2 separate regions of the Homo sapiens genome follow, and region 1 is linked to region 2. The links are chromatin loops, found by intact Hi-C in ENCODE. Cell type or tissue: PC-3. All regions are shown on one strand. Each heading gives the region's core, and the rest is flanking DNA. Links, peaks and the distances in the headings are about the cores only.

The links. Peaks named below come from ENCODE experiments on the same cell type or tissue, not always from the same donor. Only the 100,000 strongest peaks of a DNase experiment are listed, where the experiment ranks them.
Region 1: a loop joins it to region 2, with 2.3 times the contacts of the local background. A loop is called at or near these places in 1 of 110 quality-filtered maps.

Annotation. Positions count from the first base shown.
Region 1 is chr11:77,511,307-77,522,398 of GRCh38, reverse strand. It overlaps a transcript of PAK1 not described here. Among named protein-coding and RNA genes, the nearest start is that of PAK1, 43 kb to the right of the region's middle. In PC-3, for the core only: no CTCF peak of the experiment used is centred there; DNase peaks (open chromatin) are centred at 5,068 and 6,758; H3K27ac peaks cover 661 bases.
Region 2 is chr11:77,407,778-77,418,869 of GRCh38, reverse strand. The region is part of intron 1 of PAK1 (p21 (RAC1) activated kinase 1); the gene reads left to right. Among named protein-coding and RNA genes, the nearest start is that of PAK1, 61 kb to the left of the region's middle. RefSeq lists an enhancer at 7,232-7,351. In PC-3, for the core only: a CTCF peak has its summit at 4,831; no DNase peak of the experiment used is centred there; H3K4me3 peaks cover 342 bases.

The DNA.
Region 1 (11,092 bases), core at 4,660-8,659, 100 kb before region 2:
GTCAAGCTCAACTTGCAGAACTAAGAAAAGCTCCTTGGGAAACCTGATCTCACACCCTTGTCTACACAGTCCCCATGCAGGATTCCTAACCTGTGGTGAGTAAAGAATGTTACTTTCCAGCAGGCCCAGGAACCACATGTTCTTGGGACCTCAAGAAAAGAGAAGTTTATTCAACTTGCAGGTATTTGAGGATACAAACCCATCGCTGGCCTGGCTTTAAAAGGTCTTATCTGAGATTCCTTGTGGAACAGAGTTCCATTAAAGCCAATCTAAAAGGTCTATGTAGAAATAATTATTCTTGCTGCACTTTATGCAAATAATCTGACCAAGTATAAGACTAAAGTCTATTTTGCAAACAATGCAATCCTATCATAATTTGTTTTTAATGAAAATGAGGACTAGAGAGTGAAATTATGTTTCAAATCTCATCGTCATTAGATTCTAGACTCATTAGGTGTTTTTAAGTTTTTGCCTACATTTTCGGCTAACCCTGCTTATTCCTGTGAACCATCCAGCAATCTCTGGCTGCAGCTCAGAAAGAACAAAAGGGATGGGTAATGTAGAAATCCGGATCAATATTCTAGTTCTGAGCAATTATCCTGCAAATCCTGCCAGGTGATGGGAATAAATAGGATGCCCTGGAGGTTTCCTTTTTGGGAAAGTAAGATCAAGGGAGCTAACCAAGCCAAGCCCCATGCACCCAAATCTTGGCAAGCATAACTATCACCACTAGCTATCTGGGTGTGTCACAAGACATCCTTTTCTTTCCCTTGTTGGAGGAGGACTCAATTCCACAGCTGCACCTTAACATTCGGTTTATGATAAGGAGTACATGCACCACCCGCCTCCTGACACATTTTTTTTTTTTTGAGGTGGAGTTTCGGTTTTGTTGCCCAGGCTGGAGTGCAATGGCACGATCTTGGCTCACAGCAACCTCCACCTCCCGGGTTCAAGCAATTCTCCTGCCTCAGCCTCCCGAGTAGCTGGTATTACAGGCATGCGCCACCATGCCCGGCTAATTTTGTAGTTTTAGCAGAGATGGGGTTTCTCCATGTTGGTCAGGCTGGTCTCGAACTCCCAACCTCAGGGGATCTGCCTGCCTTGGCTTCCCAAAGTGCTGGGATTACAGGTGTGAGCCACTGCACCCGGCCTCACATTTTTGACCCAAACTCAATTCCAAGCTTTGGGTCAAAGCCCTAGGAAAGAAAACTGGATCTGAGGGATCCAGAGGCAGACAATAACAGAAATTAAAAGGCACAGCACAAGTGAGCATGACTACTTCCTGCCAATTAAGCCAAGCTTCCCATAAAGGTCCCATAAAGGTCATGCTAGTATCCATGGCATAAATGAGGTCTAGGGAATTCAAAGGCTACTGACAGCAGGGAAGATAGGGCATATATGGATAAAAGTGGATACTCCCACTCCCTTGGCCTTCCTGTTAACATGGGTGAAAGCCACTTCAACACCCATGGGTGGCACCCTGTCACAGTTGCCAGGACTCGGGTATATAAGGATGGAAGAGAGAAAGAGCGACACCTCACTTTCTCTCCCTTACATACCCCGCGTATTTGCTAGGAAGAGAAAGAAACCAGGGATGCCTGGTGCCCTCTTTCTAGATGAGTAGCCATTCATCTTTCTGTACCCCTTTCAAATGTATCCTGAAGCCCTGGGACTTCTTCGAAAAACTGCCTTCTTTTTCCTTTTTCCTCCTCTGTCCTCTCTTCACTTACAGGTAATTGTGTCTCCATAGTACGGGACACTCCTCTCGGATGCATCCTCCAAACTGCATTCCCAAACCTTAAACTGGTTGGCTTAGGATTGGGCTTGGGGTAGGGAACCCAGAAGCCTGACATGCTGGCAAGAGGGTAAAAGTTTGTTTTACCAGTCAGGCTTTTGGTCTCCCTTTCCCTGTGCAAACAGGTAAAAGGCCTCAGGATTTTTGAGCTTTCCTTACCCCCACCTTGTTTCGTTTTGATACGTGTTTTCTAATAACCCGGTTTGTCTCTTCTCCCCTTCAGGCCATCACACTCTAAATGGTCATGCAACTGGAGCCTTGGATGATGGCCCTTTTTGCCAGGGACCTTTAGATAGGCCTCTGAGGGAGATCTGAGAGAGTGCCCCGTCACAGGAAGCAGTTAAGAGTGGTCTTCATCCTTATCCTTATCCTTGTCCTTATCCTTATTCTAATGCAGTAAGATGGACTTCTTTAGAGGGGGGAATGAGACAGCCAAATGCATAGGCAGATAAAAAGGGGTTCCTGGAGAACCTCTGACCAGCCCCACAAGTCTTTATATCAGATGCTTTTGTTCAGATGAGGGAACCTGCGCAGGGCTTTGCCTGACCATGCCCACATGTGCACTGGGGGAATGGGGTGGAGCCACGGGCGGAGGGGGGGGCCACAGGCCAGGGGAGGAGCCTGGCTTCCAATTCCTGTGTGGTGGCCTGGGATTCAGTCCCTGAGGTGAGAGGCCTGTTAGCAGGACTCCATCTTGCTTTGTTGAGTCTTTTTTCTTTTTCTCCCTTTTTGCCCAATGAAATCCTGCTCTATTTACCCTTCAGTGTGTCCATGTGTCTAAATTTTCCTGGCTTGTGTCTAGAACCTGGTATTAGCTGAACTAAGGAGCAAAATTCTGCAACAGTATTATCCTGCCTTCCCAATGCAATCTACATTTCCAGGTGACCAACTAGACCTAACTGATAAGGAAAAGTTCTTTACAGACGAATCCCAGCTAAAAAATGTGGTAGGAATGATAGAATTAGGAAAAAAAAACCAGCATTTTGCAAAGATCAATAAGGGATGAAAGAATTAGATTAAAAGCTTCTGGAGAACTTTACAATAGAGAGATCCGGCTGACACCCCTGGAACCACTGATCAGTGTTAACTACACTCAGAGTGGGACAGCCAGACAGTATGTACCTCTTGAGATGCCCCCTTTATGGGGAGAAAAAAGAAAAGGAACCCAAATCTAATAAGGCCTTTGGGACTAATTTTCTAGTTTACATGAAATACAGGGGATACAGACTCAAGTTTAAGTGACACTACTTATAAATAAATGGATAAATCCAGAATGTGGGATATTTTATAGAACTATTGAACTAGTTTAATCAACAAATCAATAGCATGAAAAAAAGGGTGGGGTAGAGCTGGGAGATACTGTTGTAGATTTTAAGACTCAAAAGACATAACCTTCAAATGCAATGTAACGACCTTGTTCAGATTCTGATTCTAATGAACTAACCATAAAAAATACATGTATTTAAACATCAGGAAAGTATAAAAATTATCTAAGAATTCGATGATACCAAAGAGGTGTTACTTTTGTTAGGTGTGTTGGTAGCAGTGTGGTTATGTAGAAAATATTTGTGTATGCAGTATCAAGGGAGAGATAACATGAGGTCTGAGACTTGCTTTGAAATACTCAAATAGAAAAAGGAGAGGGATACATGAAGCAAATATGGCACAATTCTAATAATTGTTGAATCTAAGTGATGGGCATTTAAACAATACGATTCTAATTTTGTTTATTTTAAACTGTTTGTATTAAAAAAGTTAGTGTGGAGACAGGCAAAATAGAATCTTCTGGATGACAATTCAGCCTGGTCCATGTATATCAATGGAACAAAATAAATGGGAAAAGTTACTGCAAATCAGACTAACTTGCTCATCTTTAGCTGTCAGCTGCCACGATGCCACAAAAGCACATCTGGTGTCAGTGATGACACTTCAGATGATGAGATCCAGGGTGGAAGGAAGGGCTGCTGGTGGGTGTAATGATTTTCTCTCTCACACATCTCATTTTTGTTAACACCTGAGGTGGCACCTCAGCAAATCCAAGCAGAGTGCCGAGTGGTTTGCAATCTTCTTTTGCATAAAAAACATACTAATTACACTCTCTTTGCTGATTCACTGGGGAATAATTTTTAGCCCTGTAAGTAGATACAACTTTTGTTTTTAAGATGAAGAATTACAAAAACCAGAGATGGCAAACACAGCCAACTGTGTGACCACTCTCCTCTCTAGAACCTGGGGCAAGTAGACTTCGTTAATTGATCACAGCTTTCTTTCCCATTAGATTTGACTTCTCACCATGCTTCTCCAGGTGACCCCATATTCATAATATCTATTTGTCCTTCCTTCATAAAAAGTATTCAAATTAATTTATAGATTAAATAACTTGCTAAGCCATTTTTTTCATTTCACAGCAGAACAAACAAGAAGAAAAATACCTTGAATACCAAGGAATTTAGACTAGATTGAATTTAAGAATAACTTTATGTGGAGATTATTGAAATCTGGAATAATTACTTAGAAAGATTAAGGTGTTTTTCTTAAAAGCCCTGTTAAAAGTGGGCAGAGTTTTATTGTCTGGAATAATCTAGAGAGGCCACACAGCAGGAGGTGAGTGGCAGGCGAGCGAAGCTTCATCTGTATTTATAGCCCCTCCCCATTGCTCTCATTACTGCCTGAACTCTGCCTCCTCTCAGATGGCATTAGGTTCTTTTAGGAGCGTGAACCCTATTGTGAAGTGGGCAAGGAAGGGATCTAGGTTGTGTGCTCCTTATGAGAATCTGATGCCTGATGATCTGTCACTGTCTCTCATCACCCTCAGATAGGACTGTCTAGTTGCAAGAAAACAAGCTCAGGGCTCCCACTGATTATGCATTATGGTGAGTTGTATAATTATTTCATTACATATTACAATGTAATAATAATAGAAATAAAGCACACAATAAATATAATGCACTTGTACATTATATTTCAGGTTTCATCCTGAAACCATCCCTCCCCACATACACACACTGGTCTGTGGAAACATCGTCTTCCATGAAACCGGTCCCTGGTGCCAAAAAGGTTGGGGACTGCTGACCTAGGACCAATGGGCTTGACAACCATTCTTTGGCATATGTCAAGCCATCTGGCATTTTTGCCTGCTCAGCATCCCTTTCCCTTCATCCCTATAATAGAATGTTATTTCCTTTGGGGAAATCTGTGTGTTTGCATAGGGCTGCCCCTTCCTTTTTACACAGTGGGGCAGACCTAGCTAATCAGATTACATCATTTCTTTGACCACAGAAGTTAATAGTAGGATGGGTGCATGACTCAAACTGGGCACATTAAAATTCTCTCCTGGCCAGATATTTTGGAAGAGTCTCTTTTTCCACTGAGTGCTAAAGTGGCTGGCTCTGAGGCTTGGGTTGCTGGTGGCTATAATGCCCTATGTGTGGAGAGAGCCAACAAAACAGAAATGCTAGAGACAATTCCTTAAATTATTTGAGCCCTGGGTTCTAATTATGCCTGAAGGAAGATTCATCCCTGGGTTATTTAAATATGAGCAGCAATAAATTGCCTTATTTTTTCTTTAGTTAGTTTATTTATTTTTATTTTATTTTTTGAGACAGGGTCTCACTCTGTCACCAACTCTAGACTGCGGTGACATGATCATGACTCACTGCAGCCTTGAACTCCTGAGCTCCAGCAATCCTCCCGTCTCAGCCTCCCAATTAACTGGGACTACAGGAATGTGCTACCGCATCCAGCTTTTTTTTTTTTTTTTTTTTTGAGAGATGGGGTCTCACTATGTTGCCCAGGCTGGTCTTGAATTCCTGAGCTCAGCTGATCCCCTCACCTCAGCCTCTCAAGGGCTAAGGTTACAGGCATGAACCACCATGCCTAGACTTTGTAGTTAGTTTAAATTGGTTAGTTTAAATTAGGGAAAGTCTTGACTAGCATGGCATGTGAGATGCTTCATTTATTCAATTAACATTTATTAATCTGCTCTAGTCACTTGACCACCCTGGAGATACAGAAACAAAAGAGTCCTTATCTCACAGTTCACAGTTAAAGAGACAGTTATAATACAGTAATTATATAATACCTGACACATTACTGCTTAATATGTTCTAAGTACTATTCTAAACATTTTACATATACTAACTTATTTAACTCTGATAACAACCCTTTGAGATAGGTTGTGTTACTTTTTCTATTTTAGAGAAGGAAAATGAAGCACAGAGAGCTTTAAAAAGTTGTCCAAGTTTACTCAGTTCAGAAGTAGAAGATCTGGAATTCAAACCCAGGTAGCCTGGCTTTTAGTCACGACATTGTATAGCTTCATTACACCTAAGGTTCAATGCTGGAGTTATACTGAAAAATAATCAATAATAATGGCTACCATACATTGAATGCACACTGTGTGTCCAGTCCTAAACTAGGTGAATTTCTGCCTTAACACATTAAGTCTTTTCAAGAATTTAATGCAGCAAAGATTATTCTTTGTGTAGTTGAGGAAACTGAGGCTTAGAGAGGTTAAGTGACTTGACCAAATTGCACAGCTAAAAACAAATGGCACAGACTGAATTTGGATCCAGTCATGTCTGCCTCTAAAGCCCTTCTTCTTTCCATCATATTACCTTGGAGGGCCTTACATTCCAACTTTTCCACTAGACGTGCAGCATTTCTAGGATGCTTATGATTGGCTGCCAGCAACCGAGAAATGAAGTCAACTTGGAGAATTTTCTAACATCAGAAAGTATGGCATATTTTGCTTGCAGCAGTGCTCTTGGAATTGGTGTATACCTTGCAACCTGATACTCCTGAACATATATTTGCTGTAGTTGAGGAGAGAGTAAGACACTTGTTGTAAACATCCCCTTTGGGAGTAAAAAAAGGATGTTATTTATTTATTTTTATGGCAGTCATTCAAATGTTGAAGGAGGAGACACTACTTTTGTGCTGCTTCCTGCCTTCAGGCCAGACCTGCAAATAAGGCCTTTGGATAAGGAATGAGTCAGGTATCCTGGGGACAAAGTGCACATTTCATAAGAAATCCGAGAATGAGAAGGTAGTATTTCGGTGGGAAGGTTTTCTATGATCCATAGAAGGCATTGTTGTCTAATAAAACCATCCCGTAACACAGGAGAAGCTGGTAATGTTCCTCCATGTAACCAAATCATGCACGGGGTTTACTGATGCTCCACATTCCTTCAGGGAAAACATATCAGCTAAGATACACCTGTATGCTTCCTCATCCAAACATTTATTAAGTGCTTACAAATCTCTTTATCTAGATTAACTCATTAAAGCCACATAACACCGCCATGACACAAATGAGAAAAATGAGGCATAAAGGACTTGACTCAGCAGCAATTGAATTATCTGCTTACCAGGAGTCAGTGACGTTTGCTAACCAGTTTTTGCCAGGCACACATGGTGTAATTAAATTAAATGTACAATGGAAACCTATGAAATATGAGTGTAAAAAGAAGTTGAGCTATTATTCCTATGAAAGCTAAGTTGGATGTTTTGGAAAGACTTTTCTCTAAAAAAATTATTGCTATTCAATTAGGTAATGTCATGCTCTTTTCCTCCTCTTTGCCTGTTGCTGCTAATTAGAAGGACTTTTCTCATATTTTCCTCCTTCAAATGTATCCTCCAGGATCCAGCTCAACTATGATCTTTTTTGAGAAACCTCGGATGGTCTGAGTTCTACCAGTTCTGCTACTCATTAGTGGTGAGTTGCTTAATGTCTCTGAGCCTTAGAGTCTGCACCTGTGCAGGATTGTTATGAGGATTGAGATGATGCTTATTAAGTTATCTGGTCCACAGCAGGTACTCGATAAATGGCCCTAATTTTGATGTGCTGATCTCATGTTAGGAGCTATGGAAACTGATGAACGAGACAGTCCCTGCCCAGGAAGCCTCAGACTAACACATCACTGCCTGCTTTTGGCTCCACTTGTCCCTTAGTGAGCTGAAGCAGATTTTCATAAATGTAGATGGAAACTTTTCTAGATGTTTTTAGACACCAACACCATTATGTCATCCAGGTTTTCAGTTAACATTTGATTTATTAACTAATCCTGAAGAGCGCCAGCACAGGTGACTGTCTTTATTTATTTATTTTGAGATGGAGTTTTGCTCTGTCGCCCAGGCTGGTGTGCGGTGGTGTGATCTCAGTTCACTGCAGCCTCTGCCTCCCAGGTTCAAGTGATTCTCCTGCCTCAGCCTCCCAAGTAGCTGGGATTACAGGTGTCCGCCACTACACCCGACTAATTTTTTGTATTTTCAGTAGAGATGAGGTTTCACCATGTTGGCCAGGCTGGTCTTGAACTCCTGACCTCAAGTGATCCACCCGCCTCAGCCTCCCAAAGTGTTAGGATTACAGGCGTTAGCCACCGTGCCCGACTGTGACTGTCTTATACTTAGTCACAAAATGATTTGTCCTGAAGCTTAAAGGGGCCATAGGAATAACTTCAAAAGGAATAGGTTCCCATTCATGGAAGCCACATGGAGCAGGCTCTGGAATCTCTCCAAATTATGGGTTCAAATCATGGCTCTACCATTCACTGGCTGTTTGACCTTGGGAAAGTTATATAATGACTCTTATCATTCCTTATCAGTAAAATGAGGATAATAATTCTCATTTCATATAAATGGAATAAGGAGCAAATGAGATGAAGTGACAGGTGTCCAGCACAGTACTTGGCACATAATAAATACCTAATAAATGTGTTAGTCTCCTAATAGGGGACTATAAGTAGGTGGGAATATAGAGAGGACATTCTTAACCGTGAGCTAAGGAATAGCAGGCAGGCCTTCCTTCAATACTTCCTTTCCACCATCATCACAAAGACTCTGATCTGGGTAGCCTATTGCTTTGTCCGTGCACACAGTCTCTTCTCGGTCTTTCAGTAGAAATGCTTTTTTTTTTTTTTTTTTTTTTTTTTTGAGACAGAGTCTCACTTTGTTGCCCAGGCTGGAGTGCAGTGGCCCGATGTTGGCTCACTGCAACTTCCACCTCCCGGGCTCAAGTGATTCTCCCACCTCAGACTCCCTAGAAGCTGGGACTACAGGGATGTGCCACCATGCCAGGCTAATTTTTTGTATTTTTAGCAGAGACGGGATTTTGCCATGTTGGCCAGGCTTGTCTCGAACTACTGGCCTCAAGTTGATCCGCCTGCCTCAGCCTCTTAAACTGCTGGGATTACAGGCATGAGCCACCATGCCTGGCCAGAAAGACTATTAATCAAATTCATATTCCATTATTTACTTGCAGGATTATCTTGAGAGAGGTAATATCAACTAAGATATACCTGTATACTTCCTCATCCAAACATTTATTAAGTGCTTACAAATCTCTTTATCTAGATTAACTCATTAAAGACCCATAACACTGCCATGATACAAATGAGAAAAATGAGGCATAAAGGATTTGACTCAGCAGCAACTGAATTATCTGCTTACCTGGAGTCAATGACGTCAAAGAGTCAAAGAGCCTCTGGAAATCTCATTTTCTTTTCTTTTTCTCTGAGACAGGGTCTCAGTCCATCGCCCAGGCTGGAGTGCAGTGGCGCCATCATAGCTCACTGTATGACTTCCTGGGCTCAAGCCATCCTCCCACCTCAGCTTCCCAAGTAGCGGGGACTACAGGTGTGTGCCACCACGTCCAGCTAATTATTGTATTTTCTGTAGAGACAGGGTTTCGCCATGTTGCCCAGGCCAGTCTCGAACTCCTGGGCTCAAGCGATCTACCTGCCTCAGCCTCCCAAAGTGCTGAGATTACAGGTGTGAGCCACCACGCCTGGCCTGGGAACCTTATTTTCTTTATAATATGCAGATACAAGTGAATACACCTTGGAAGGATGATGAAAGGAATAAAAATAGTGAAAAGCATCTAAGCCACTGCTGACACATAATAGGTACTCATAGGTATTCAATGCATTGTAGCTAGTAATAGCATAGTAGGAAACCTCGTCTATGAACTAGAAGTTGGTCAATTAATTGAAAAAGTTGATTATAGGAGGGAATCTTCCTTAAAAAAGGATACAATCATTCTTCCCTTCACCATGCTCTACTGGTACCACTGAGAGCATCAAACCTGTACCATTACAATCCCCAATACTAGCTCCCATCCCCACTCCTGGCCTGTACCAGTAGACATGAGTCACCTACAAAGATTAGAAATACTGCTCCAAACACAAAGTTTGGTCTGCAAATTTGCAGGTTTTCCTGCTCACAGAGACCACACAAATGACCACATACTGGGGTAGAAGGAGAAGAGGGTGGGGGTGGCACTCACCATGGACCACAGAAGAGGAAGATGGGGAGAAATCTGAAATAGGGGGAGGGGAGGGAAAACTGGAGGCAGGAGGAACCACAAAGGGGGAACTGCTTCGGTGACCAGCTGTCCTTCATGTTGCTGTCTGGAGTGGACTATCAACTGCCTGCAAAATTCGGTTGCCCATGAGCAACCAATTTGAAATGAGCTCTTCTACCCTGGAGGCAGTGGCCTGCTTTCCTTCCCCACTGGACCCTTCCCATGTTAGCAGTATCGACTCTTGTAAGCCCCAGAACATAAAGTGAGGGGACCTGGCCTCCTCAAGGGGTTAAGGTGCCCTGAAGGGAAATCCTTATCCCCCTACCAAAGTGAGACTGGACATAATTAGCTTGACCTTGCCTTTGTGTTGGGATGGTGTGGAACGCCCCCCAACCCCTTCCTTGTTATGCATATTGCAAGCTGCAAACACTAAGGATTTGGGGCAATGTGTTTTTAAGTCAAACTGGAGACTACCCCCACTCTGAGCTGGGACATAGAGTCAATGCAAAACCCACTTGTCAAAAACAATGTTCATATTTTAATCAAATGCACACTTCTGATTTAGTTGCTCATGCAGCTTATAATTAGACCTTGTTTTAGGGGACAAAAATTTAAAGCAGCTGTGTTTCAGTGCTATTCAGATCTGTGACTGACCCAGTTTTTAAAAGTTAAAAAATGTGGCATTGCTACTTGTCACGTCTTGGCACCTGGCTTACACTCTGGTAAGATGAGTGTTGGGAAGTATTTTCTGAGCTGTGAGCATGGAAGAGGAAGGGCCTTGGAGCTGAGGGCATTGTATATATAGCCTGCAGGCAAAACTCCGGAGACATAGATAGCTATCTCTGAGATTTAGTGCTGAAAGGAATAAAAATAATAAAAAGCATCTAAGCCAGTGCTGACACTGAAAAGAAGATGGCAGGACAGACTCCTAGACTCACCTTAACAAGACTCCAGACTCACCATAACAAATGATAGATCTTAGAGACAAATCATTG
Region 2 (11,092 bases), core at 2,717-6,716:
TTTAGTTTTGTATTTGCCAACTTCCCCTATTAGTGGTGATTTCCTGGAGACGTAGGCCATTTCTAGGTCATCTTTAATCCTCAAAACCTGGAACAGGCAAGAGCACATGACAGATGTTTGAAAAATGTTTAAAGAGATGGCATACTTATTAGCTTTGTAGGTGACAAAAACTGAAAGAGAAAACTAATATTTAGATGAGTAAGCTTGGAATGATGGGCTGAAGCCAACAAGATGAAATTTAAGAGGAAGACAATGAAGTTCTGCATTTTAAGTCTCAAAAGAAATGGCAACATATGGGCAGACTGGAGGAGACTTAGCATGATGCTATTCTTATGAAAATGGTGGTTTTGGCTGCTGAAGCTCAATGTCAGCCAAAGGCATTGCAGTGGATAAAAATCTAATGTAACTTCAGACTGAATTATTGGAAGTATTAAGTACAGTTAAAGGAGGTGATAGTTCCACTATGTTTTGCAAGGGACAGACTGCACTTAGAGTATCATGTTTCCCTCAGGGTACCAGGCAGTAAGAGGATCATTGCAAACAGGACTCTATTTAGTGGAGGGTACGCTAGATCATCATTACTGAAAGTGTAGTCTGAACTGTTCCCAGCCCACAATGAGATAAGCATAGAAATTGAAAGTACTTAGAAATCTTTATAGCAATTTGTCAGAGTAATTTTGTGTCTAATGAATCTAATAAAAAGGAAGATGAACTTTATCTTGTATGTCTTTGTTTCTTTCTATTTTTTTGCTTGATACTTTTTTATTTTAATAGATTTTATTTTTTAGAGCAGTTTTAGGTTTATAGAAGAATTGTGTAGAAAATGCAGAATCCGGCTGGGCGCAGTGGCTCACGCCTGTAATCCCAGCACTTTGGGAGGCCGAGGCAGGTAGATCCCCTGAGGTCAGGAGTTCAAGACCAGCCTGGCCAACATGGTGAAACCCCATCTCTACTAAAAATACAAAAAATTAGCCAGGTGTGGTGGCGTGCACCTGTAATCCCAGCTACTCGGGAGGCTGAGGCACGAGGATTGCTTGAACCGGGGAGGTGGAGGTTGCAGTGAGCCAGGATCACACCATTGCACTCCAGCCTGGGCAACAGGAGTGAAACTCTGTCTCAAAAAAAAAAAAAGAAAAGAAAAAAGAAAACGCAGAATCCCTCTCTCCCCATTTCCTCTATTATCACCATCTCATTAATGTACAATTGATGAATCAATATTGATACATTATTATTGACTAAAGTACATAGTTTACATTAGGGTTTACTGTTTGGGTTGTATAGTTCTGTAGGTTTTGACAAATGCATAGTATGTGTATCCACGATTATAGTATCATACAGTATAGTTTTACACCCTAAAAATGCCCCGTGCTTCACCTATTCATTCCTTAACCACTAACCCCAACCTTTCAAATACCTGGCCGCCACTTATCTTTTTACTATTTCTATAGTTTAGCCTTTTTCCAAATATCATGTAGTTGGAATCAGCCTTTTCAGACTGGCTTCTTTTACTTAGAAATCTACATTTCAGGTTCTTCCATGTCTTTTTGTGGGTTGATAGTTCATTTCTTTTTTTACTGAATAATACTATATTGTATGACATACCACAGTTTATTCATTCAGTCTTGAAGGATATCTCAGTCGCTTCCAGTTTTTAGCAATTCTGAATAAAACTGCAATAAACATTCATGAGCAGGTTTTTGTGTGAACATAGTTTTCAACTCATTTGAGTAAATACCTAGGAATACTATAATCACATAATGATGATTCAGTCAGTGATGAGCCACATATATGATATAGCCATCATCACATATTAATGCAACACATTACTCATGTTTGTGGAGATGCTGGTGTAAACAAACCTGCTGTGCTGCCAGTCATATAAAAGTATAGAACACATATGTACTTTTTTTTTTTTTTGAGACAGAGTCTTGCTCTCTTGCCCAGGCTGGAGTGCAGTGGCACAATCTCTGCTCACTGCAAGCTCCGCCTCCTGGTTTCACACCATTCTCCTGCCTCAGCCTCCAGAATAGCTGGGACTATAGGCGCCCGCCACCACGCCCTGCTAATTTTTTGTATTTTTAGTAGAGACGGGGTTTCACTGTGTTAGCCAGGATGGTCTTGATCTCCTGACTTCGTGATCCGCCCACCTTGGCCTCCCAAAGTGCTGGGATTACAGGCGTCAGCCACAGCACCTGGCCAATTATATGTGTTATATAATGCTTGATAATGATGATAAATGACTCTGTTACTGGTTTATATATTTATTATTCTTTTTGTTGTTATTTTAGAGTGTACTCCTACTTATAAAAAAAAGTTAACTGTAAAACAGCCTCAGGCAGGTCCTTTTGGAGGTCTTCCAGAAGAAGTCATTGTTATTATAAGAGATGTCAGCTCCATGCATGTTATTGCCCCTAAAGACCTTCCAGTGGGACAAGATGTAGAGGTGAAAGACACTAATATTGACAGTGGGACAAGATGTAGAGGTGGAAGACACTAATGTTGACAGTCCTGACCTTGTGTAGGCCTAGACTAAAGTGTGTGTTTATGTGTTAGTTTTTAACAAAAAGATTAAAAGGTAAAAAAATAAGAATAGGCAGGCGTGGTGGCTCACACCTGTAATGCTAGCACTTTGGGAGGCTGAGACAAGTGAATAGCTTGAGCTTAGGAGCTGGAGACCAGCCTGGACAACATGGTGAAACTCCGTCTCTACTGAAAATACGAAAATTAGCTGGGCATGGTGGCACACGCCTGTAATTCCAGCTACTCGGGAGGCTGAGGCACAAGAATTGCTTGAACCCAGAAAGTGGAGGTTGCAGTGAGCTGAGATCATGCCACTGCACTCCTGCCTGGGTGACGGAGTGAGACTCTGTCTCTAATAATAATAATAATAATACAAAGAATACAAAAAAGCATATAGAATAAAGCTATAAAGAAAATATTGTATAGCTGTACAATGTGCTTGTGTCTTAAGCCAAGTGTTAATGCAATAGAGTCAAAATGTTTTTAAAAAATTAAAAAGTTTATAAAGTAAAAACTTACAGGAAGTTAAGGTTAATTTATTGTTGAAGAAAAAAAAATTTAAGTTTAGTGCAGCGTAAACATACACTGTTTATAAAGTCTACAGTAGTGTACAATACTATCCTAGGCCTTTCCATTCACTTACCTCTCACTCACTGACTCACCCAGAGAAACTTCCAGTCCTGCAAGTTCCATTCATGGTAAATGCCCTTTACATATGTACTGTTTTTTTTTTAATCTTTTATGGCGTATTTTTACTGTACTTTTTCTATGTTTATATATGTTTAGATACACAAATACTATTGTGTTACAGTTGCCTAGTATTCAGTACAGTAACATGCTATACAAGTTTGTAGTCTTGAAGCAGTAGGCTATACCATATAGGCTAGGTGTGTAGTAGACTGTACCATCTAGGTTTGTATGTGTACACTCTGTGATGTTCGCATAACAATGAAATCACCTAATGACACTTTTCTCAGAATGTATGCCTGTCATTAAGTGACACATAACTGTATTTAGCTTTGTAAGAAATTCCTAAACTGTCTTCCAAAGTGGTTGTATCATTTTGCATTCTCACCAGCAATGAACGAGAGAGTTCCCGTTGCTGCATATCCCTGTCACCATTTGGTGTTGTCAGTGTTTTGGATTTTAGTTATTCTAATAGATGTGTAGTGATATCTCATTGTTTTAATTTGCAGTTCTCTAATGATAAAAGATGCTGAGCATCTTTTCATATGCTTATTTGTCATGCATATATCTTCCTTGGTGAAGTGTCTGTTCAGATCTTTTGCACAGTTGTTTTTTTTAAATTGGGTCACTTCTTACTGAGTTTTAAGAGTTCTATGTATATTTTGATACAAGCCTTTTATTAGATGTGTTTTCTCCCAGTCTGTGGTTTGTTTCTTTGTTCTCTTAACACTGTATTTTGCAGAAATTTTAAATTTTAATCCAGTCTAACATGTCAGTTTTTTCTTTCATGGATCTTGCTTTTGGGGCTGTATCTAAAAAGTCATTGCCAAACCCAAGGTCATCTAGATTTTCCCCTACATTATATTTTAGACATTTTATAGTTTTGCATTTTGCAAATGCAATGGTTTGTGATCCATTTTGAGTTAATTTTTGTGAAAAGCATAAAGCCTGTGTCTAGGTTGATTTTTTTGGATGTGGATGTCCAGTTCTAGCACAATTTATTGAAAAGACTGTCCTTTCTTCATTGAATTTCCTTTTCTCTTTTACAGTCAGTTAACCACATTTGTGTGGGTCTATTTTGGGCTATTTACTTCAATTCCACTGATCTATTTATGTTTTCATTAATATCACATTGTCATTATCACTGTAGCTTTATAGCAAGTCAGTCTTCCAATAGATATCAATATAGTTGTATCTATAAAAATATATTGCCTAGGCCACATGCCAGACCAACCAAGTCAGAATCTCTGCTGGGACTCTAGTATATTTACACATATTTAAAGCTTTCCAAGTTATTCTGGTGGACAGGGAGAATTAAAAGCCACCATACTAAACCATAAAATCATCACCTCCTTGAAGATGTGGTTCTGTTCACTGATGTGTCTATCCCCAGTGACTTGCATAAGATGCTTAAATAGTTGTTGAATGAACAAACGACTAAAAGAACTGGGAGTATTTATCTTGGAGAAGAGAAAAAGTGGAGGGGCATAATAAATTAGCCTACATACATACATAGTTGCAAGCCTTTAATGTGACTTGCCCTGGAGGACGTTGCTCCTGGAGCAGAATTAGAAATTTACAGAGAGCCACCTGGCTGAATGTGAGGAAACACTGCCTCATAGTGCTGGTGGAAAGTGAGCTCCTCATTCCTGCATGTATTTCAGAAAAGCCTGGAAGACCATCTATAAGAGGATGCTGCATGGGGTGGGAAGTCGAGTAAGATAAGTTGCTATGATTATTGCTTATTAGTTTGAAAAGCTGTGTCTAAGGCAGAGGACTGCTTCTGGCTCTCATTCACCCTGTGTAAATTGGGATGAAGGACATGGTGTGGGGTTAAAAAAAAGTCTTAAAATGACTTTGAAGCTGAATCCTCAGACTACAGCAATTCTCCGGGTGTCTATTATTGACCAATTCTTTCTTTCTTTCTTTTCTTCCTTCCTTCCTTCCTTTTCTTTCCTTTTTTTCCTTTTTCTTTTTTTGAGATGGAGTTTCGCTCTTGTTGCCCAGGCTGGAGTCCAGTGGTGCGATCTCAGCTCACTGCAACTTCCGCCTCCTGGGTTCAAGGGATTCTCCTGCCTCAGCCTCCCGAGTAGCTGGGATTACAGGTGCCTGCCACCATCCAGCTAATTTTTTGTGTTTTTAGTAGAGACGGGGTTTCACCATGTTGGCCAGGCTGGCCTTGAACTCCTGAGCATTTACCAGATGTGTGGTCTTGGAGAAGTCACTGACTTCTTTCACCATCGTATTCTGTTTTCCACCAAGTTCTGCTGCTGCTTCTTCCAAGCTGTGTCTTTAGAAAATAGGCTTGCTTCTTTTTACATTATCTTACAATATGTTAGTCTAAATCATTACTATTTTCTGTTGCCTGAACCTCTGAGAGAAGTTATTAACTTATTTCCACTCCTACCCCCTTTCTCCACTGAACAGCCAGTGATCTTTTAAAAAATGTAAGTTAGAGTTTGTCATTCTGCTTTCAAACCTTTCAAAGCCTTCCCACTGCTAAAACTTGGAACAAAAGCCTAACTCCTAATTATGACCCGAAAGAGACACCGCATAATCTGACTTCTGTCATGTCTCTTAAGAGCAGGGTTTGGGAGGGGGAAGAGTGAGGTAATACTACCTCCTAGGGAGCATTTGCAAATGTGTGAAGGTGTGTTTTATTGTTTCAGTAATTGGGAGGCACTACTAGAGGCACTACTAGTCTGGGCCGTGTTGGTAAATGTTCTATAATGTGTTGTTCAGCTCAGGTTCCATCACAATGCCTGATGCACAATAGTTGGTTAAAAAATACTTATTGTATGAGCCCTGGACATTTTCCCTGGACCTCCGTTTTGACGTATGTGAATTGGTATAGTGCCTACTTCATAAGGTTGTTTTGAGAGAGACATAACATTTATAAAGTACCTAGTACATAATAGTTCTTAATAAATGGTAGCAGTGGCTAGGTGTGGTGGCTCATGCCTGTAATCCACAGTTTGGGAGGCCAAGGGAAGAGGATTGCTTGAGAACAGGATTTGAGACCAGCCTGGGCAACATGGCAGACCCCATCTGTACAAAAAATATAAAAATAACTGGGTGTGGTGGCAGGTACCTGTAGTCCCAGCTACTTGGGAGGCTGAGGTGGGAGGATTACTTGAGCCCAGGAAGGTCAAGGCTGCAGTGAGTCAAGATCCAACCACTGCACTCCAGCCTGGGCACACAGCAAGACTCTTGTCTCAAAATAATAATAATAATAATGTAGCAGCTGCTGAGCTTTGTTTGCTTAGAGGCAGCTATAGGGGCCCACCTAGCATTCTTCCTGGAGCATTAGAATTAGAACCTGGCACGTTTGGGGAGGGGGGAGGTGTATCTCTTTCTCTGAGGCCTAATCTGAATCGTAGGTCTGACCTGAGGAATCTTAGAAGGGACTCCTCTATACTCATCTGTAGAAACTAAGGCACAGAGGAGCTCTGGTTGTCTTTCTTGACTCTGGAGCTCACACAGGACTCTGACAAGCCCTGGAAAACCTGGCCCTGGAGAGAAATTACCTCCTGCTGGAGACTGGGTGGGGAGAATAGCTGAGAGGGTGGGAAGATAGCTGTCTCCCCGCCCTCAGCTCTGCTTTGCAGAAAAGGAGAAGCGCGCGGCTTCCTCCCGCCTCCTTCCCTCCTTTCTTCCCCCGCCCCTTCTGTTTCGCCAACCCCGACGCGGCGCCTTCGCTGCCGCCCTGCGAGAGCGCGAGCGTGCTGCACCTCGGGAGCTGGCGGCTGAGCTGCCAGGAGCCCAGCCCAGCTGAATCGAGCGGAGCCGGTGGAGCAGGGGCCTTGTGGGTACCCGGTTGGGCAGGGAGAGGTGCGGCTCTGCGACGGAAACAATCGCCAGAGATGCCGGGGCTAGCCTTCCCCACCAGGTAATGCCGGCCCTGCCTGGGGCTCCCCTAGCTGGGCCGGGTTCTGGGGGATCTCCGCCGGCTTTCGGAGAGTGGTGACACGGGGTCCAGTAGATTTTGAGGGGTGTCTTACTTTCCTCTTACCTTAAGGGACCCTAAATGAGAGAAAGGGCTGAGGGTGGAACCTTTAGATGAGCCCACCCAGGGCTAGGCCTGCACTGGAATCAGAGCTCTGCCCAGGGAAGGGTGTGAAGGGGAAGCTGCGCCTTTGGGGAACCGCTCAGCCTCAGAAGCTCTGCTCCTTTGCAAGCGCCCTTCTGCTTGGTGGCCAACGTGGTGCTTTCCTCTGCCTTGGCTTAGTCGCTGGCCTGCTGGGACTGTGGGGGCTTTTCTGTGTTAAGAGGTTGAGTGAACTGGGAGGGAGGAGACCTGGGGGGACTGGTCCTATTCAGACATCCTCTGTGGCTTGAGTTGCCATATCTGTGCAGTGAAGGACTTGACATTGTTTGTTACTCTGGCTTTTCCAGACTGTCAAACCATCTTTTGGAGAGGTGAGCTGGTTTAAAGTGCTAAAATGGGCTGCAGAGATGTCCCCCTCAACACTGTAGAAGAGAGGAGAACTTGGGAAGTAGACCTTGGTATCCTGTCTTCCAGCCAGCCTTTTGAATGGCATCTTGGTGGTTCTTCAGGGACAAAGCAGAGACTGAGAATGCTGATGCTTATTTTAGTGTGATGCGTAGGTGTGTTAGGTGTAGGGAGGTAGGGTTGGGAAGTAGAAGGTCAAGGTATGTTAATGATTCTAAACTGGCCAGTTTTTCTGTCCTTAGGTATAAAGTTGCGTTAAACTAGACTCTCTTCTCTGGAGCCCCTTCCTTATTCTGCTAAGTTAATGACAGACCTGGCTGTGGTAATATCTTAATCACTATAATTCTTTCCTTCTTTATTACCTGGCACCAAGAAGCTCATGTCAGGCCCGATAATAACCTACTTTGATTATTTTGGACCTCTTTCCTCCCCCTAGTTTTTTCATGACTCTACGTCTTCCTCTCCTCACTTTTCTTTCTATTTCCTCCTCCTGATCATTTTTCCTGCCCCCTGCCTACCTTTTCTCCCGCCGTCCCCTTCACCCTTCCTCCTCCCCTCATGCTTCCCCTTTTGTATTTCTCCCCCTGTGTAGCCAGTCTTTCCTTCCCTCTCTTGGATCCTCCCCCTCTTGATTAGGCTTTCTTCTCTTTTCTAAAATTTTTGGTTAAGCTTTCTTATTATTAGTAGGTTACTGGTTTGTAGAGACCTTTTCCTGTGTTTATGAGGTCCAAACATTGTTTTCTACCTAACTCACTTGCATCTAGCTTTTACCTCCAAATTCTATCTTCCCCAGGACCATTCTCTCTCTTTACTGCCTCTGTGCCTTGCCTTGGGCCTGCCAACAAGCACTCCCTCTTCCTGCATTTGTTTCCCATCTTTGCTGGTGGTGGTGGGGCAGCAAGCAGGTAGGCAGTAGGGAATAAGCAAGATGGGAAGTGGGGGGCCTGAGTGGGAGGAGAGCAAGAATGTCAAGTAGTGCTGGGCAGAGGCTCAAGTTCCCTTTAGTGAGATGAGTGACTGGGAGGACCAGAAACTCTGGCAGCTGTGAGATAGTGCTGATCTGGAGGAAAGGAGGTAGCCCAGGAAAGAAGAGGGAGGATAGCAGGGATGGGTTGGAGGGACAGGAGGAGGAGGAGGCCTGGAGGAGAAGACAGTGCTCTTTTGAAGAAGAGGGTGGCCTGGACAAGATAGTGGTTATTTGTGTGTAGAAAGAGAAAGATTATAGTCTGGGAAAGGGGACTATATAGGTTAATTATCTTCCCCTTTGATGACTGGCTTTTTGAACTGATTTCTACTCAGCAAATTTTTTTTTAGTTAAAAATTTTGAAAGAATTTACCATGTTTATCATGTTTAAGTGTACAGTTCAGTTTCAGTAAGTACATTTATATCTTTTTTTCCCCCTTCATCCTCCTCACTCCCTTTCCTGGCCTTTGGTAACCACCAGTCTACTCTGTATCATCATGAGATCTACTTTTTTTACCTCCTACATATGAGTGAGAACATGTGATATTTGTCTTCCTGTACCTGGCTTTTTTTTTACCTGAAAAAATGGTATCCAGTGTCATCCATGTTGCTGCAAATGACAGGATTTTATTCTTTTTTATGGCTGAATAATATTCCGTTGTGTGTATATATACATATATACACAAATATATATTGTGTATATACACATTTTCATTTTGGCTATTATGAATAGTGCTACAGGATTCATGGGAGTGTGATATCTTTCATATATTGATTTGCTTTCTTTTAGATATATACTCAGTAATGGAATTGCTGAATCATGATAGTTCTATGTTTAGTTTCTGAGGAACCTCCATGCTATTCTCCATAGTGGCTCTACTAATTTACATTTTCACCAACAGCATATGAGGGTTCCTCTTTCTCCCCATCCTTGCCAGCATCTGTTATTGCCTGTCTTTTTCTTTTTCTTTTCTTGAGACAGGGTCTTGCTCTGTTGCCCAGGCTGGAGTGCAATGGTACGATCATGGCCTACTGCAGCTTCAACCTCCTAGGCTCAAGCAGTCTCCTACCTCAACCTCTGAAGTAGTTGGGACTGCAGGCACATGTCAGCATGCCTGGCTAATAAAAAAAAAATTTTTTTTTTTTAGAAGTGTGGTCTCCTTATGTTGCCCAGAGTGGTTGTGAACTCCTGGGCTCAAGTGATCTGCCTGCCTTGCCCTCCCAAAGTGTTGGGATTACAGGCATGAGCCATCGTGCCCAGCCTTTGCCTGTCTTTTTGATACAAGCCATTTTAACTGGAGTGAGATGATATCACATTATGGTTTTGATTTGTATTTCTCTGATGTTAGTGATGTTGAGCATTTTTTTCATGTACCTGTTGGTTATTTGTATCTCTTGTTACGAAAAATGTCCGTTCAGATCTTTGCCAGTTTTTAAATTGGATTACTTGTTTTTTTTGCTATTAAGTTGTTTGAGCGCCTTATATATTCTCGTTATTAATCCTTTGTCAGATGGATAGCTTACAAATATTTTCTCCCATTTTGTGGGTTGTCTCCACTTCGTTAATCAACGGAATTTTTGTGAGCACTGTCCTTAAAGTGGGGGAGTTAGAGGGAAAGCAGAGATGAGAACGACAAGATTACTGTTTTATTGGCACTCACTGTCAGAATGTGGAGTGTGTGTGTGTGTGTGTGTGTGTGTGTGTGTGTGTGTATTTCTCCATAGTGGCTCTACTAATTTACATTTTTGTCAACAACATGAGGGTTCCTCTTTCTCCCCATCCTTGCCAGCATCTATTATTGCCTGTCTTTTTCTTTTTCTTTTCTTGAGACAGGATCTTGCTGTTTTGCTCAGGCTAGAGTGCAATGGTACGTACGATCGTGTGTATGTGTGTGTATGTATATATGTGTGTGTGTATATATGTATGTACAATATTCACAGAGCTTTGAATATTGCATCCATCCATTATCAAATATTTCTGAACCATCTACTCTATGCTAATTATGGTACTAGGTTGGTGGCGATACAAAAATTGAAACTGGCCTCAGTTGTTGCTCTCAAATGCAGATCAAGGAATGTGGACGCTCATGTGGTAAGTATTGTAGAAGGAAGCACAAGGGGCTGTGATAATGCAGAAGAGGGCACTTTTGATTTAGCAAGACAGTGGCAGAGCTAGGACCTAAACTTAAGTCTTCTCTGAAGGTGATATCTATTCTCTTATACCCTGTTATCTCCTGAGTTTGTGTATACATACAGTGTACAAAGAGTTTTCCTATATCCTCTTTTCTGCCTACTTTTGGGGCTAGACTCTAGGTACTGCTGACATGAAAAAAAGAACAATCCCATGTGGCAGGTCACTGTGCCATAGCCAAACAAACACTCATTACCTTGGAAGGGAAACAGACTTCGTCCCTGTTAACTTCTGGCTCGAGGCCACTTGGGTGACTATATGCTGAGCTCCCTCTCTG